2 separate regions of the Homo sapiens genome follow, and region 1 is linked to region 2. Evidence: read pairs that join two places in POLR2A ChIA-PET (ENCODE). Cell type or tissue: MCF 10A. All regions are shown on one strand.

Region 1 (5,000 bases), 180 kb after region 2:
TTGGTTTCTTTATCCGTGAAGTGGAGGTAATAAGAGTACTAACATAATAGGATCGTTATGAGAATTAATTGACATAAAGCACTCAGAATAATGTCTGGCACATAGTAATCCTGAAATGTTAGTTGGGACTAACTTGCAAAAATCTATTTCTTTAACAGAGATTCTTTCTAGTCTTCACTTGGGCCCCCTTTTTACAATTTATTATGTCTGTCTTCAATGATGAAGAAAAGGGATGATAATAGTGCATTTATATTTGATAATATGTGACCTTGATATTACCAGTCAAAGCTATTAGCATTGTATTTATATGATAGAATGGATATCTTGAATTATCTTTAATGAATATGTTGAGTTGTGAAAGTTAAGACTGAGATGATTAAACCCCCTAGAGCAGTTTGAATAAAATGTTTTCTTAATCTTTGTTCTCTGTTGGTATGTGTGTTAATGGAAATTCATTCCTTTTCTGTTTATCTTTGACATGGGGGATACTTATTTATTTCTAGTTGGTTAGCAGGCAAGGTGAGCTCTTTGGCATATTAATCCTTAAACCTCTTAAATATATTGCTTAATATGTCATTAATCTGAGCACACCTCTACTTATACCAACAAGGTTTTTACTAAGACCCCATAATTGATCACACACACACATACTTTATATTTAAACTATAAGTGAACATCTCATTTCCATGTGTCATGTCTAATTTGAAGTCCTTTTTTTTTTTTTTTTGAGACGGAGTCTCTCTCTGTCACCAGGCTGGAGTGCAGTGACAACATCCCGGCTCACTGCAACCTCTGACTCCCCGGTTCAAGTGATTCTCCTGCCTCAGCCTCCCGAGTAGCTAGGATTACAGGCATACGCCACCACGTCCAGCTAATTTTTGTATTTTTAGTAGAGCCAGGGTTTCACCATGTTGGCCAGGATGGTTTCGATCTCCTGACCTCATGATCCGCCCACCTCGGCCTCCCAAAGTGCTGGGATTACAGGTGTGAGCCACGGTAATTTGAAGTCATTTTTAAAGATTGACTGAAGTGACAGTTCCTTTGCTAACTTAGCAAAGACATTTGATTAATTTTACTTTTCCTCTTTGTAGTTATGAGACAAGTCACATTGCATATTATAAAAATTTTAATTACCATGGTTAAATAAGAAAAATCAATTAACAATTATTTGTGACTCTGTTTTTTCTAAGGATCTTACTCAATAATTGGGTCTTGATTGTTGACACAATAATAGCCACTGAAACCTTTGACTAGATAACTAGTTTTGTTTGGGTTGAAAAACAAGTTTCTGAGAGATAAGGTATCAACAAATGAGGTCTGAAACTTAAATGATCCTGAAAACAACCTTCACTTTTTAAGACAAACCTTTTTAGAAAGCAAACTTGATTGAATTGTTAAAACAAATACCTTTTGAGTCCTTCACAAAAGTTGGTTTACTGTGAAATGAAATACTGTCAGATGGACCTAGAATATTTGTGGTAGACAGTTAAGTGGACTATTGAGGATGACTAAGAAAGCCCTATTTGCTGTCTTTGACAAGGAAGAATCATCCACATATAAGCTATTAGGATAATGAACACAATAGTAGGACTAGACTAAGAATGAACATTCTTCAAAATCATCCCTACCCATACTGCACAGCAGAGGCTTATATATTTGAATTGTTTTCTGTGCCTTGTGATGAGAACCATGTTCTCTGTTTACCTTTAGAAAGAAAAAGATGTGGCTGGGCGCGGGTGGCTCATGCTTGTAATCTCAGCACTTTGGGAGGCTGAGGCAGCTGGATCATCTGAGGTCAGGAGCTTGAGATCAGCCTGGCCAACATGGTGAAACCCCATCTCTATTAACAATACAAAAATTAGCTGGGTGTGGTGGCAGGCACCTGTAATCTCAGCTACTCAGGAGGCTGAGACAGGAGAATTGCTTGAACCCAGGAAGTGGAGGTTGCAGTGAGCCCAGGCTGTGCCACTGCACTCCAGACTGGGCAACAGAGAGAGACCGTCTCAAACAAACAAACAAAAAAGATGCAATAGCAGTCATCTTTGTGGTTTGTGGTTTTCTTTTCTTTTGGACTATCAAATATGTTTATTTGCACATTGCATAATTTTCTTTTTACTATTGAATATTTTAAAATGAACTTTGATGATGAAAAGTAATGCTGTTGGACTTTGAGTTCAAATCCCTTCTGTTTCACTGACTTCCTTTGAGGTAGTAGCGGTGTAAAAGTAACCCTGTGAAAAATAACGTTACCCCTCTCTATGAGTCAGGTCCTTTTGTGTGTAAAGTAGATAATACTACTGTTGAGTATATTACAGGCATTTTGGAAAGTACAGCTAGTAAAAATGTAAAAAGAAAGCTATTGCTCCAAGTTCATTGTAGGCACAGCAGAAGTTACTAAAGTATTCCGATATCTAAAGAAACAAAATTTTTAAGGATAATAAGTAACTTCCATCCCTGACCATTCCAATTTATTTCAGCTCAGATCCATTCCATGTGTTTTAATTTAGTTCAGTTCCGTTTATTAGTTACTGAGCCCCACTAGATCAAGTGCACTCAACATAGTTTGATGGGGAAATGCAAGATGATTCAGATAGGGGTTTTGCCCTCAGTCCAGCTGGGAGAGCCTTGCATGTCTACACAAGACCTGATGGCTCTCCCATGAAACATGCCAAAAATGAAGTATGAACACATTATGTGTAAGCTATTAGTTTGCCCCTCCAGCCACTATAATCACATTAGCTACTTTCTCAGACAGTAAAACGATTTCTTAATTTTCTTTCTTTTCTTTTTTTTTTTTTTTTTAACAGAGTCTCACTCTGTCACCCAGGCTGGAATGCAGTGGTGTGATCTCACCTCACTGTAATCTGTGCCTGCTGGGTTCAGGCAATCCTTGTGCCTCAGCCTCCCAAGTAGCTGGGATTACCAGCATCCACCACCATGCCCAGCTATTTTTTTTTTTTTTTTTGTATTTTTAGTAGAGATGGGGTTTCACCATGTTGGCCAGGCTGGTCTCAAACTCCTGGCTTCAAGTGATCTGCCCACCTCGGCCTCACAAAGTGCTGGGATTACAGGCGTGAGCCACCGTGCCCGGCCTTAATTTCCAAAATAGTAATGTAAATGCTTCTTAATAATGATATAAGTCCCATGACATCTGGTCTTTGCCTTATCTTTGACATAGCCTCCTTGGTTTATTTGCTTTCTCTTCTCTAATGCTTTTTTAATTTCCATGCTCATTCCATTTTTAAAAATACCTCTCCATGAATTTATTCCTATTTTCATCACATATGTTAAATGCAAATATTTATTGACGACTGTTCATCCACACATACAAGGATATGAGTACACGCATACATGCGTGTACATGTGTGTATACTCACACATATTCGCAACATCCTTTTCTCACACAGTTAGTTAATAACATCCATTTAGAGTGGACAGCTTGAATTTTAGTGAGGTAGAAAGCTTTTATGGAAATTTCTTAAAATATTCCAATTCTAAAAATATTTTGAATACAATTTAAGACTCCTTTGTTAACTGCTTATTTTTTTTCGTATGTTTCCATTTCATCAATCTCAGTGTCTTGTGGGTACCAGCCAGTTTTGTCTTGGTAGACCGATTACCTGTTTTATCATTCAAAGACCCAAAGACCCAAGGCAGGGTAAACATTTATTATTGGTGGAGTTTTGCTGTTGAATCTTGCATAGATTTCTAGATGTCCTTGACAGCTCCATTTTTTTTTTTTTTTTTTTTTAGTTTCTAATCTTACTTCTGTTAGATGTATCTTTCAGAGTAGCTAGCTCTTGTTATAAGGAAGCGGCAGAAACATGATTTCCTGAGGAAAATGGGCTCTGACATTAGGAGACTTGCTTGAACCTGACTCCTTTCCTAGTTTTTAACCTTGGGTGGATTCTTTAATCTGCCTAAGCCTCTGTTCCCTCATCTGTAAAAGGATATTGATAATATATGCCTCAAAAAATTATTCTCTTTTAAGGACGCCTTTCCTAATTCTATCATATTCTCAACACTTATAACCCCTCCATGTATATAATTTATATTATATGACAGTAAGTTTATTCATAGATTGCTTTGTAAACAGTTATCTTTAGTATCTTGGGCTTATGTTGGTTTTTTATTCCTCCTCCAATTCATTGTGAATTACTCAAAAGCAAGGATAGGCTCTTTTATTTCTTGTTTGTCCTCTGTCTGGATGCTTAATACATCAGCAGGCACATAGCTCTGGTCTTTAACATCAGAGGTGAAAAATATAATTTACTTCGGATTATTCTTACGGAGACTTTATTCAGTCTGTCAAAAACCATTTGACTGCCACTGGTGTGCCTGGAAGGGAGTTCTGGGTATTGAGGGTACAGATGTGAGCAAGACAAGAGCTTTAATTCTCAAGGAGCTGAGCATTGGGTGAGGATAGAGACAATAAATATTTTTTTTTAAATCCAGATATTGATATATACTATGGAGAGGGTAAAACAATATGCTTGATAGTAGTTGTCCTTGGTTGGGAGGAGTCATTTGAGTTGAGACCTGAATATTGGAAAATGAGCCATGAGAAGACCTGAGAGAACAGCATTCCAGCAAAAGCAAGTGAAAAAGGGCTAAGAAATAAACTGGCCTGTTAGTGGACAGGTGAGAAGGACAGTATAGCCAGATATAGAAAATAGAACCGAGGGTGAAGATAGGTAAGATCGGAGAGGTAGGTAGAGAGGTAAGATCATTAAGGGCCTTATAGGTCTGGGTGGAAATTTTAGACTTCGCTTTTAGTGAGAAATCTTTAGAGAGCTTCAAGTAGAGATGTGACATGATCTAATATGCATTTCAGAAAGATAACTCTTGTTGCTCGGTACAAGGTGGACTGTATTATAAGAGGTGAAAATGTAGGAGATGAGTGAGAAAGCAGTTATTATGTTCCAGGAGTGACATAAAGGTGGCTTGGGCTAAAAAAATAACAGTACAAATGGTGAAACGTAGATTTGGGGAGATAGAGC
Region 2 (5,000 bases):
AGCCTCCCAAGTAGCTGGGATTGCAGGAATCTGCCATCATGCCCGGCTAATCTTCGTTTTTTTTGGTAGAGATGGGGTTTCACCATGTTGGCCAGGCTGGTCTCAAACTCCTGGTCTCAAGTGATCTGCCTGCCTTGGCCTCCCAGAGTGCCAGGACTACAGGCATGAGCCACCGCACCTGGCCGCCCAGTAGTACATTATTGCTCCCTCCTAAGGGCAGGGAGTCCAAGTGGAAAGGGTTGAAAGAATGCTAAATGAAAATAGTTTTAGTTCCTTTTGATTTATTTGTCCCAACTCTCATTTTGGAAAAAATAATAAAACAAGAGGAACTTTAAACAAAATCTGATACAAACACTTATTTCTCTTCTCTCCTCTCCTCTCTCTTCTTTTCATTTCTTTTTTTCCTTTCCTTTCTTCTTTTGAGAAGAGGTCTCACTCTGTGGCCCAGGCTGGAGTCCAGTGGCATGATCTCTGTTCACTGCAACCTCCACCTCCCAGGTTCAAGTGATCCTCCTGCCTCAGCCTCCCAAGGAGCTGGGACTACAAGCATGCGCCACCACATCTGGCTTATTTTTGTAATTTTAGTAGCGACAAGGTTTCACCATACTGGCCAAGCTAGTCTCAAATTCCTGACCTCAAGTGATCCGCCCACCCAGGCCTCTCAAAGTGCTGGGATTATAGGCATGAGCCACTGCACCCAGCCCAAACACTGAATTTTCAATGATTCATTATATTTCTAGAAAATTGCTACTACTAATGAAAAATTAATATGTGGTTGTTTTAGCCACAATTTAGTTTGTATAATATAAAACATTAAGTTACTAAAAAAAAAAAAAAAAAAAACTCAAGTTTTGTAATTTGTTTTTATATCTAGAGGATGGCCAAAAGCAAGTTATGGTTAGTGAACGGACAGAAGCCTTTACCACTGCTCGAAATTTACTGGCCTCTGGAGCTGATGCTATTGAAAGGATTATGTCTTCATACAAAGAGGTACTTGCATTTCTTATTGTCAATTCAATTAAAATAAAATTTATGAAAATCAAGCAAAATGTCAATTACCAAGTATACTTAGTATTTTGGAAACATATCTTTTCTCTGCCAAAAATTGCTGCGTATAATCAAGATTAAGGGCAGCAATTCACAAGTGTAATGCTGCTAATATCCTTTGTTTTATAATACTATCAATTGTTATCTCTCTTTTTCCCTCTATAGTATGATATCTTTGTTTTCACATTTTAAAGAAACCCTTAGGTATGAACTCTGGAGCCAGAGTGCCTAAATTTTCATTTTATGAATTTACAAATTATGTGACCTTGGGTCAAGGTCGCTACAGCGTCTGTGTCTCTGTTTCTTCATCTATAAAATGGGGATATGATAACACTGACTTGTGGGGTTGTTGTGAGTTGATACATGTAGAAAATTTAAAACAGCACATATTAAACACTCAATAAATGTTAGCTAATAACATTTCTTATATATCTCGCAAACTTTTACCTTTCCTTCATTAAATGGGTAATACTTTCTTACCATTCCGCATTCTTCCTGCAGAGTTTGGGTCATCCTGTTTTGTGTCCATCTCAGTGTATGTCTGATGTTTTACCACATTATAGCTGTGTATATTGCCTGCATCACACCACTCAGCTCCTTGAAGCAGGAACTGTCTTACTCATCTTTACATTTCTAATATCCATTTTCATACTTGGAATACTGTGTGGTTAATAAATATTTGTTGACAAAATAGTAATAAGACCTGCAGATACCACAGGGCCAAGGTTAAAATTACTTAATTTAATTCAGATATTACACAATGTTCCCATAAAATTATTCTCACTACCAGTTAGTCTTATGGCTATCATATCAATATAAATTCTAAAGCATCTTTGTAAATTTAGCTGCATATTAAGTCAGCCTTGAATAAACTATATAAAAGAATTACAAAGGGCTAGCAAGCAACTCAATTTTTTTAAAAAGTTCAAATAGTAATTTTGATAATCTGGAGACACAGTCTTTGGGATAGATTTGTTGATGTAATAAATTACTTAAAATTAAATGACAAATCAAAATTTTATTTATCTCACATTAAAATATTGTGCTATCTAGGTTAGAGAAATGATAACAATTAGTTTTTCTAAACTGTCTCCAACTCAACGAATGATTGCATTTTGCTTTATTTTTGCCTGAATTTACTTTTAATCATAAAATGTTCACTTCTAAAAATTCTTGTACTGCTGTGACGGCACATGAAAGCACCCACCATGCCTTCTCTGCTAGCACCAGAGGGACCAAGTTTCCTTTGTAGAGTTAGGGTTCTAAGACAAATTCCCTGTCTTGTACCCCAGAGTAATTTGTCTACCGGCACATTCTTAGTTTTTGTCAGACACTTCCTACCGTCTTCACATTCCATCCTGATCCACTGACTCATTGCCTCCTGCCTTTCTTGAATTGACCTCTACTTGTGGTTTTGGAATTCTTTTCTACCCAAATATTTATATTTGCCCAGGTTTCACTTGAATCCCTATTTTGTTGATCTTTAAATTTGTTTTCCTCTACTTGACAACTCAAGAGGTTCTTCCAGATAACATTAGAAATCATCATTTAAATAGCTATAACATTAACATATAGAAATGAAATAACAGTGTAATTACAGATCTCTCAGTAGAGATGTGTTTCAGAAGGCTTTTATAATAATACATACTCATTTACTGCTTATGTTTTGCATACACAGAAATTTTACACAAATGTCAGCATTGTTGTATTTTTCCGCAATTTATTAAGAAACATTTATTTCTGAGATACCTTGCTTATTCTTGTGTATTCTTGTGCAAGAACTATCCTTAGTTCTTGTGCATTCTGTTTCATTGAGAAACATGTTCTTGATAGGAAATGAGTCACCTTTCAGAGTACCCTGATAGCAAGGTGTTCTCTTAATAGAAAAACAGCAGGAGGTTAACCAAAATGAACAGCTGAGAGAATAGGAACAAGGCACCATTCCATTGAGCTTTGTGGACTAAAGTAGAGATTTAGCTCATCTTATAATCTTACCTAGAAAAAAAAATATATTTAATGTTTTTCTTTGGGCATATAAATCATGTTTGGCTTCAAAAGAAGCTGGATTGGGGGAATTATACTGAAAAGGATTTGAAGCTTTTCATTGAGCTTGCTCTCAATATTGGTATCCTGCCAAATAGAGGAATTTTGACAATCAATTTGGCTCAGAAACATTCATTTCATAATAGGACAAAAAGGTACTTTTCTCCTACTTAAAATCTTCTATTTTAAATAGAAAAAGGTACCAAAAATAAAAGATTATAATTTCATTGAATGACCTTAAGCTTTCCACAAAATTTATAATTTATTGGAAATGAATTTCATCATGTAAACAGAGGTCAAATCAGAAATTTGACTGAAAGATCCTTAAGTGTCATTAATATTCTGAAATCTGTATATTATGTTTTATAATTTCAATCAAACATATTATTGTGTTATAGTGCTCTTTTGTACTGTCATGTGTTTTAGTTTTCAGATGTATTATATATATCTCATGTATAATGCAATATAATCTTTTACATTAAGTCAAGAAGCTTATCTGATTACATATTTATTTAAAATATTGTCTTGGATATAGTAACTCTATTTTATATCTCTGTGTTGCTTTTAGGTCACTGAATTAGCAGGCTACACTGCTCGAGTGTACAATATGTTTTGGGTCTTTGATGAAGTAAAAAGAGGCATTTATAAGAGAACTGCTGTCATTCAAGAATCTGAAAGCCATAGCAAGAATGGAGCTAAGGTAGAATTACCTCTCAGTGACACATTGGCAATTAAAGGTATTAAACTCAAGTGCTTTTATATTTTCCTATATTTAAGTATTTATCAACAGAACCAAAGTTTAAGAAGGTAGCTTTTAGTAGTTACAAAGTACCAACATTTAAATAACCAACATTATTTAAACAGCAATCCCTAATATTAGTATTGCAATTTGAGGGGTGGTGACTAACATTACCACAAAAACACAGTGTTATGCTACTTTTATTTAGGACACAATTTTCCAAATTATTTTTGGAAACTGCACATATGGCATAATGAATCGTTTGCTTTTAAAATTCATCTAACAAATAGAATTCGAGCTAATGTCATGTTGTTCTTCATTATACTGTTTCTAAACTTAAATTTGGTTACATATTTTTTAAAATTGCATTATTCTATGTCTTATTTCCCTTTTTTGCAGCACTGTGGTTTTTTTTCTATAGGATATGTTAATTTAGGGAAATAGAGTAGTAGTAAAAATTAAGGCTGGGTTATTTCAGATTGTATAGCTTTGCTATTGTAATGATGTTGACATTCAATTATTATAAAATGTTTCTCAGAAAGATTTTTCAAGTAGATGTGTCAATATGTACAAATTTGCATTACATTAAACTTTGCTTCAGGTCTGGATATCTATATTTACATTTGTTTCTGTGATTTATTACTGTGAATTATCTTTATAATTGAAATTACCTGTTATACTGCATAATAATTTACGTTATTTAATCAGAAACCTGTGATAATGTTTGTATCTTACACTTTTTCTTAATTACAGGAAAAGTTATTGATGTGGATCACGGAATTATTTGTGAAAATGTTCCCATAATTACACCAGCAGGAGAAGTGGTGGCTTCCAGGCTAAACTTCAAAGTAAGATGATATTCAAGAATCTTCTGATTGTTGCCATCACACTAATACAAAACAACTCAGAATTCATGTACCTTATGTTAAATACTTGGAGGAGCATTTGGAAAGGGGAAATCAAGAAAGGTATGCACAGTGGCTCAATTACAGAAGCAGTTATTCCTCAGAAAGCAGAGAGAAAAGAGAAATTTGATTTCTACTGCTTTATTGCCAGGTTGAAAATCAAAATTATAGTGTACAAGGTAATTTTGGGGAACAATAGGAAATTTCATGAGAAATTTGTACCTGGAAATAAATTTTAATTTTTTGCCTTATAGAAATTATTTTTT

The links. ChIA-PET counts read pairs that join two places held together with the same protein. Peaks named below come from ENCODE experiments on the same cell type or tissue, not always from the same donor. Only the 100,000 strongest peaks of a DNase experiment are listed, where the experiment ranks them.
Region 1: POLR2A ChIA-PET joins it to region 2 with 6 read pairs; 2 of 35 experiments call an interaction of 5 or more read pairs at or near these places.

Annotation. Positions count from the first base shown.
Region 1 is chr12:39,424,684-39,429,683 of GRCh38, reverse strand. All of the region lies in intron 1 of KIF21A (kinesin family member 21A), which reads left to right. Among named protein-coding and RNA genes, the nearest start is that of KIF21A, 16 kb to the left of the region's middle. In MCF 10A, no CTCF peak of the experiment used is centred here; a DNase peak (open chromatin) is centred at 2,633.
Region 2 is chr12:39,603,589-39,608,588 of GRCh38, reverse strand. It overlaps ABCD2 (ATP binding cassette subfamily D member 2), which reads left to right. Exons shown (of 10, transcript NM_005164.4): 3 at 875-990; 4 at 3,659-3,827; 5 at 4,583-4,677. Among named protein-coding and RNA genes, the nearest start is that of ABCD2, 14 kb to the left of the region's middle. In MCF 10A, no CTCF peak of the experiment used is centred here; DNase peaks (open chromatin) are centred at 2,398 and 2,908.